Regions from separate parts of the Homo sapiens genome. Here region 1 is linked to region 2. The links are chromatin loops, found by intact Hi-C in ENCODE. Cell type or tissue: prostate gland. All regions are shown on one strand. Links, peaks and the distances in the headings refer to the core of each region. The heading gives the core; the rest is flanking DNA. Region 1 overlaps ANKFN1 (ankyrin repeat and fibronectin type III domain containing 1). Region 2 overlaps ANKFN1 (ankyrin repeat and fibronectin type III domain containing 1).

Region 1 (4,404 bases), core at 155-4,154, 62 kb before region 2:
ATAAAATAATATATATAAAATAGTTAGATAAAGTCCTCCTAATGTCAGCGTGAACCAGAAGCAAGAAAATGATGAAAGTCTTAAGCCATTGAACTAGCCAACCAGACTTATTGTATTTCCTCTCTCCAGCACTCTCTCCAATTCCACCTGGTGTTGTTACTGCTGTTATTATTACTATCAGAAGGCCAAGTTGTAAAACCAAATTAAGAACATATGATAAATCCATGAAATGGGAGCTGGGAAGGTAGCTATGGAGGTTTTGCTTGGGTAAGATGTCTCCATTTGTGACAGTCAAAGCTATATCCTTGTCCCAAATTCCTCATCCAGATTGCTTTTCTCCAATTTTCATTCCTCCAACTACTCAATATCTCCAATCAACATCCTTATTAAAAAATCTCTACGTGTTTTAGCAAGCCACCTAATTCCTCATTTACTATCTGTGAAGGTGGTTAGGAGTGGGGCTCATGGATTGACAAATTGTTAAATTATTAAATTTCTGGGCCCATAAATAATACAGATAATTCCTCTTTATACAGGTAAGAGGTTGATACATTTTTATTGGACTGAATTTCTTAGATGGATTCTATAGTTTGACCCGACAAGATCTCACATGTGTCACTAACTGGAAGAAGTTATTATTATTAGTTGTTAGTTATTATTCTATAGTTTGACCCAACAAGATCTCACATGTGGCACTAACTGGAACACTGTTCTGATCACAACCTGACACACATTTCCTCCCACCCCTTGCCCTTCCAAACAAAAAAAAAGTCCACTGAAAATTCTTCTGAAATTGTGTACCCTTCAGCTCCTTTGAAGAACCTGTTGCTAGGAAACAAATTTGGAACATTCTCACCTACTGAGAAAAGTTTTTACTGCTGCCTCACATAATGCGTTCTTTGGCCACAAAAGTATTCACAAAGAAAATTATCTGTCTATTACTTCACAGATTCATTGGACAAGAACTCTTCATTTGGGCAACATTTTCACAGCAATATCATTGATTACTTTGAAAACTATTCAGGGATGTCCTTGAGACTGCATTATGTATCTATTCAATTCAATGTTACTGATCATTTTTCTTGAGGTACAAAATAAATCAAGCTGTTAAGCATACTGTGGCAGTGTGCTTTTTCAGACCAGAGAGTTACATAAAAACTCACCTCTGCTTTTTTAAAGCTTATTTCCACAACAGACAAAGAAAAACCTGAATTCTTAAAGGAGAAAGAGAGGCCTTCAAATTATTAACTCCTTCACTGAATGCTTATTGAGTGCCTACTATGTGCAAGGCACTGTGTTGGGCCCTAATAACACATCCCCTCCCCTCGTGATTAACCTCTGTCTGGTTGGAGGGACAATTGGACAGTTTAGAGGGATCACATCACAATATAACACAAAGTTACAACAGTGGCCAGTGAGGAGGCAAGATGGAATTGGGTAATCAATCCAGATAGAAAGGTCCAGGAAGTCTAATTTGGGGAAGCATTGAAATAGCATCTGGTAAAAAATTCATATTTAATAATAATAGTTAATAATATGGAGTGCTTAATGCATCAAGAACCTCCTAATGTACTGAGCAGTTAATTCCTCATAATAACCCTAGGGAGATATTATTCTTACGCTAGAGCAGGACATAAGAAGGCAGATGGGGAATGTGGAGCAGACCAAGCAAGGGAACATCACTGAGTGCAAGACCCTGGGCAGGAGGAACTGGCTCACTTGAGGGACCACCATTTGTATTATTTGCATATACTTTGGCAGAGACCATTCTCTCACCACACAAGGGTCTTTAAGAGATCATAAATGGGGATCTTCTTATGTGGATCCTAGAAGACTTTAGCTAGGGAAGCCTAGTCTCTCTGCTCCCACCTCAGGGGAGATGTGAGGTACATCCCGGCTCTGCCCTGTGCTATGCCCACCTCAGAAGATCTGCATGGCCAGCAGGTTACCCTCCTCGGATCACAGTAGGACATGTGCCTGATTCAGTAGCAAGGTTCATACAGAACAGACTTTGACCGAAGCCCTTGGACACATTCTTTGGTCTCTTTGCTGGAATCCACTTTCATATGAACTGTGCTGAACACTGAGGATACATCTCTGTCTGTGATCTCTTCTGAGAACATCTTATCTTTAAACCAAGTGCTCAACCAGGGGATTCTTCATACCATTCATTGATCTCAACTTCTCACCCTGGTTCCTGTGGTTGATCCCATCTGGTTGTCATCTGTAACCTACAATTGACACTCATTAGAAAATAAGATCACTTAGAAATTTCTGAGTGTTCTATGCTGATTAGGCTATCTGGCTTGAGTTGTCAGTTATTTAAAATGTTTATGGTTTGTAAAAAGTTGCATCAATGCGAGTATAATTGTATAATGTAACCTATGGAGTAAAATCTTCTATATACCTATTCCTCTTTATGATACACAATAATCTAGCTCCTATATGTTCAAGATTATGAATGTTGAGATGAGGTGGCTACTGTACTCTTATTCTGAATTTTGAATTAATTCTATTTTATGTTAATTTTACTTACTTAATGCTATGGTAGGACTACCTATTCTCTATCCCACTGATTCTCAGGAGTATAGGTAACCACGTAAATTACCTGTGAAATTAATTTAAGAATGAAGGTTTTATTTAAGATAGAATATGCCAGTGATCAGACAATAAAAATAATTTATGAATAGTGTATCTCCTCTTTGCTTTGATCAAGTGTTCTTTAAAAGCCAAGACTATGTGATGAAGGCATAGGGATGTGATGTCAAGAGTTGTAGGGGCTCTGCCCATGACCCCCACTCTGGGGGCAGAAGCAAGGTCAGAGGGCCAGGAGTTCAAGTCTCGATTCTTCCACCAACCTCCAGTGTGACCTCTGACCAGTTACTTAATCTGTCTAAGTCTCAAGGCCTTCAACTGTAAAATAGAAATAAGAGTAGCACTGTACTTCTCCTAAGATTGTTGTGCTTATTGGAGGATATACATATAAAGCATTTGGAAGAGAACGTGCCCAATCCTAGTGCTTACTATGTGACAGTTATGTTGTCTTCATTAAGTCCAAATTGAAAACTTATTGTACAAAGAACGGTACCATCCATTGGATTAAAATATTCTGTACTAGTTCCTTAAATGGTTATAATCGGGGGACATGACCTCTTTTGTCTCTGTGGGTTCTGATTTGACCCACAATGAGCTCAACTTTAAAAAGTGATATCAGATTGTTTTTCATGACTTCTAATAATTTTTCTCACAGTTGCTTTTTAATCCCTTGGCCTCACTCGTATTTTACTGATTTTATAAACACTGCCAATGGCTTCTCCTACGGTATTGGAATTTTGCTGTTTTTTGTTTTTTCCTAGCCTTGACTCTGTGCCTTTGCTGAGGCCTTGGTGAACCATTCCACTGACTTAGCGTGTTTATTTATAAATGACTCCTTGTGTTTTGATTTCTTTATACCTTTTTAACAGTTAAAAATATTTGTAATCGAAATAAGCAATTTTCATTATCAAACATTTAGAAAATATTTAAAAACCCACTTAAATAAAGTAAAAGAACTCAGAACTGCACAGATTTATTTTGAAGCACACAAAGAAGTGAACGCTTTGCCCAACACCCCCGTTTTCCAGAAGTAATTCTATCAACAGCATGTGAGGTTATCCTTCTAAATATTTTTATGCTTATGAAAGCATAAGCATATAAACTTTTATCCATAGATATGTATGTCATGAAAATTTTTATAACAAAAACAAGCTCATGCTAGATAATTTTCTATAATATGCTTTTATCCTCTTAATGGTATTTTTGTGGACACAGATTCCAAGTCAGTATATAGAGATCTCCTTATTCTTGTTAGTGGCTAAGTAGGATTCCATTTATGGACATGTCCTAACAAATCCCATATTCATAGACATTTAGGTTGTTAGTAATTTTTTGCAATTACAGTGGGCTTGTAATGACCAAGCATTTTGAACATTTACTTTTAGACGTGTGGTCTTATACTCTAAAGTAGTTCTTAGAATTGCAAGTACTTTATACTAGGGTAGATGCAGCTTACTATTAGATGGGTTGTGCAAATCACTCTTCAAGAAGGTTGAAACTATTCACCCTCTATCAACAATAAGATGTGTCCTCTATGTGTATTTTTCACTTAGCATGCATAACTTCCATTTCTTCAAGTTTTTCTTCTCTGTGTGCTAATCTTCCACCTGAACTTCAAGATACCTTATTCAGTTTTCAGCAATATTTTTGAGTTTCAAGAACTCTCTTTTTCTCCGATCATTCCTTTGTAATAATTTCCCTAGTCTCCCTAGGAATTTGCATTATACTCTTTTAGTGTCCTTTGTCTTTCTTTCTTTAAGACTATCTCACAGACAGCCACCTGTTCTGATTGTGTTGTTCTTTCCTCCT
Region 2 (4,404 bases), core at 258-4,257:
CATTCCATGATACTGACACAGAGCTTAAAGTTCATAAGGCAACTGGAGTGAACCTATTTTACAGGATGAAAAGCAAATTAGGTGGGCTCTGAAACATTAACTAAGTTGTCCAGTGCCACCTAACTAGCAAATGATGGGGACCAGGTTTGATGCCTTTTGGCTCTAAATCCAGTGTACTTTTCACTACACCATAACAATGAGCATTTTGTGTATACTACCATTTCTTCTTCGTAGGTTATAATTTTGGCAGTCTGAACTGGATTTTATTTTCCAGTGTGGCTTGTCCAATAGTTATCACCATCAAGTATTTTCAACTGACAGAACAGATTTCTATTGAGAAACAAATTGATGCATTATCCTGAGAAACTGGCTGAACTTTATGATAAGAGGCCCCAAGAATAATCTACAGGTCACAGACAATTTTCAACTTGGAATCTTGGGGGCATTTGACTGTGTTAAAAAGACTTTGCTATTTTCAAATAAAGAGGCTTCCAGAACTTCCAGATTGTTGATATTAAGAAAGCTGTGTCTCTAAATCTTTTTTTCACTTAATTAATTCATTTCTTCATTAAATCATTGATCTAGCCAGTAAACATTAATCATGTGCCAGCTACTGTGCTACGGGCTGGAGAATAAGAGGTGAGATAGACAGTCCCCACCCTCAAGCAGCACAGAGTCTCGATAGAAACAGACAAACTCACAATGAATTAGGGTACAACATGAGAACAGATCCAGTAGAGATGGGCAGCGAACTATGGCGTGTTGAGGAAGGGCATCTGACTGAGACCAAGGAGTAGGGAGATGGGCAGAGTATTCCCAGAGGATCTGGCATCTAGGCTGAAATGTAACACATGAGTAGAAGTCATCTAGGTGTAGAGGAGGGTGGAATGCAACGGAGGTCTTTCTGGGCCAAGGGAGCAGCAGATCCAAAGGCACAGAAGGGTGGAAAAGCAAGGTGAGTGGAGTATGTGGCCAGAGTTGAGGGGAATAAAATACAAGACTGGAGATATGGATGGAAGACAGATCATGAGAGGCCTTGGGGGTCCACATTTTTACTGTTTGACTCACATGGGGGATTACTTTTTACACCAAAGTCACACCTGCTATTGCTGATGCAGATTTACCCAAATTCCATGATGATGTGTACAAACACCAAAATACACACACCACACAAAACACATCACATTACGCCTACACTGAGGAAAGAGTAATAAACCAAAACTGTTCTGCGTGTCTAGATGCTTTCTCCCTCATAGATGGGAGTTGGCACCTTCAGTCATGTAGCTTGTGTGTTTGTTCAGATTGTCTTCTAAGTCTGATGGATTAATATTCACAGGCATTGGAAGGGAAGGAAAAAGAAGTCAAACACTATTAGGTAGAGCTAAATGGATGAGTTCCCATTGATGGGCAGGCCTCTGCTGTGCTACTCTTCCCCCTACAAAGATGTCAACAGCATAAACTACCTCTAAACTTTCAGGAGTAAGCTACCTCTCAGTTCCTTGGTCAGTAGAAATCTGTTGCCAAGGGCACATCTTTCCAAGGAAACATAGGTATGGAAGTATGAAAGTCGGCATGGGTCATGGAAGAAGCCCACAGGTATGTGTGCTGAGAAAATGTGAATCACAGAATTATAAACCAGGGGAGCTGGAAGTTTTAGGAAGCAAGCTAGATAGCCCAGGAGCCAGCCAGGGCTTTCTGCACCGCTACATGACTATTACTTGCTTCATGTATTGCTCGAGGCTGGACAGTGTCAAGTTTAAACAGTGGCTAGTGTCCAAATGAAAATCTGTATGCGTAGTGGAGGTAATAATGAGTCATTTCTGCTTGGCTCTGCTCTTAGAAAAATCTCTGTGAACAATGTTATAGGCAAAACTGGCACCTCGGTTAGAAAGGGTTTTACCAACTTTCATTTCTTAAGGTTCAAGTATGGGTTTAAAAGAGAAAGAACGGGCTGGGGGAGAAAAACCTGTTTATCTCTGTTCTGGTGAGCTCAACCAGCAAGTTTGGAATGTTAAATAACTCTGTAGACTTTACTAAGTGATTACTCTTTTTTTTTTCTTTTTTTCTTTTTTTTTTTGAGATGGAGTCTCACTCTCGTCACCCAGGCTGGAGTGCAGTGGCGCGATCTCGGCTCACTGCAACCTCTGCCTCCAGGGTTCAAGCTCTTCTCCTGCCTCAGCTTCGTAAGTAGCTGGGATTACAGGCGCCTGCCAGCATGCCTGGCTAATTTGTGTACTTTAGTAGAGACAGGGTTTCACCATATTGGCTAGGCTGGTCTCAAACTCCTGACCTCAGGTGATCCACCCGCCTCAGTCTCTCAGAGTGCTGGGATTACAGGCGTGAGTCACTGCGCCTGGCTGATTACTCCATTTTTACTAAAAGTGTTATAGATAAAATAGGTGTTTGCTAATTGATATTTCCACTCATTTGTGTTTACAACATGCAGTTACAGCCTAAATTTTGTTCCCTCACCCAAATCCATATGTTGAATTTCCACACCCCAGTACTTCAGAATATAATTCTATTTGGAGATAGGGTCTTTAAAGAAGTACTTAAGTTAAAAAACAAAGTCATTAAAGTGGACCCTACTCCAATATGACTGTGTCCTTATAACAAGAGGAAATGTGGACAGATATGTATGGAAGAAGGACCACACGAAGACCCAACGACAGGATGGCCATCTATAAGCCAGAAGAAGAGCTTAAAACAGACCCTTCCCTCATAGTCCTCAGAAGAAACCAACCCTCTTGACACCTTGATCTTGGGCTTCCAGCCTCCAGAACTGAGAGACAATAAATTTCGGTTGCTGAAGCCACTCAGTCTATGGTAGTTTGTGAGGCGGCCCTAAGCAAATAAACATAGATGCATACTTATTATGTATAGATATTATTAAGTTTATAATGTGGACATTTTAAATTTGGTTACAGAATCCTGACTTCTTTTAGGTAGGGGAGAACTACCTCTCCTTAGTTTTATGTATTCTTGGTGAGACTCTAAATAAGACCCCCTGCCCTGACTACACTTGGGGGTGGGGTGGACATGTGACCCAAGCTAGGCCAATCAGACTCTTTTCTGGGATTTTGACTTTGAAGTGGAACTAGGATGAAAATAACAACAGAAACTTACTCATGGTGCTGATCAGTGAAGCTGGTAAAGTTTCTGCTCTCACATCTGTGTTGCTGCCTGCATCCTGCATTTTGGCAAGCATGGTTGTCCAGCATTCCCATAGACCCTGAGAACTGTCCCAAATCTTCTACAAATTATTTTCTTTTAAGTTAGGAAGACACATTTTCTATAGCTTGCAAGCAATTATATTTCTAATTCAATTCATGAATTTTTTTTTTTTACTGAAATCTAAGAGAAAAGTTAATTTTTTTTAATGTAAAATCTTTTCCTTGTCTAGGTCTCTTTTAATCCTCTATAGGGTTTATGCAATAATTCATCATTCAATAAATGTTTATTAAGCATATACGTGTCACACATTATGTTAGCTGATTTCATCAAACAAAAAGATGTTCTGAGTAATGTGGGGAATTACAGAAATTTGGAAATTAGTTATTTCATATATCAACAAATTGCATTATATACAGCCTGTATAAGTTTGTATCAGCAGCTCAAGCAAATTTCATTTAAACCTAGAATTTTTAAATCAGGAAGTATTTATTGAGTACCTACTGTGTACGAGTTTCATATCAAAGTAATACAGAGTGGGATACGAAATGGAAATAATGACTATCTTCCCTGAACGCAGTTACTAGGACCCCTTCAGGTACATTTCTCAATTAGTAAACAAGAACAAGTTCTATAGTAAATGCCAAACCTTAAGACAATGAGAAAAGTTATTCTGAATCCTGTTAACCCTAATGATACTACCACGATAGAATTTGCTGTATTTATACTATGCTAAGCAATTTAATGCATAATCTCATTTAATCCTTACAGCAAAACTCTGAGGTCGATACTATTACAATCTTTATTTTACAGAGGAGGAAACCGAGGTTGAATGAGACTAGGAAACTCTCCAGCAACCTTTATAGTTCTTAAAGTGGCATACAAATCTCCTCTAATTCTATTTGACCTTTGGCATCACCACCATCTCAAGTATTAGAGGCCAAAAGAGCCCTCTGGTTTTTTCAAAATAGTTATCAAAACAGAACAACTTCACACCCCAAGGTTCAACAGCATTAGAACCTGTGCACTATGTGCCACTGTCTCTTGTCTTCTCCTGGGTTTAGAACTTTGATTTATTTGATCATTCCTTCTTCACCTCTAAGGTATCATTACTGTTTTATTTCTGAGCCTGGAGGGTGTGAGCTTTGGCAGCAGTCTCTACCAAGACTGGAATTTCAGAATAAATCAATAGGCATCTTCCACGGGATTCATTACAATGGGATTTCATACTTA

The links. Peaks named below come from ENCODE experiments on the same cell type or tissue, not always from the same donor. Only the 100,000 strongest peaks of a DNase experiment are listed, where the experiment ranks them.
Region 1: a loop joins it to region 2, with 1.9 times the contacts of the local background. A loop is called at or near these places in 1 of 110 quality-filtered maps.

The regions. Positions count from the first base shown.
Region 1 is chr17:56,222,466-56,226,869 of GRCh38, reverse strand. All of the region lies in intron 2 of ANKFN1 (ankyrin repeat and fibronectin type III domain containing 1), which reads right to left. Among named protein-coding and RNA genes, the nearest start is that of ANKFN1, 71 kb to the right of the region's middle. RefSeq lists an enhancer at 4,008-4,404. In prostate gland, for the core only: no CTCF peak of the experiment used is centred there; no DNase peak of the experiment used is centred there.
Region 2 is chr17:56,160,709-56,165,112 of GRCh38, reverse strand. The region is part of intron 1 of ANKFN1 (ankyrin repeat and fibronectin type III domain containing 1); the gene reads right to left. Among named protein-coding and RNA genes, the nearest start is that of ANKFN1, 9.4 kb to the right of the region's middle. In prostate gland, for the core only: no CTCF peak of the experiment used is centred there; a DNase peak (open chromatin) is centred at 1,862; H3K27ac peaks cover 1,295 bases.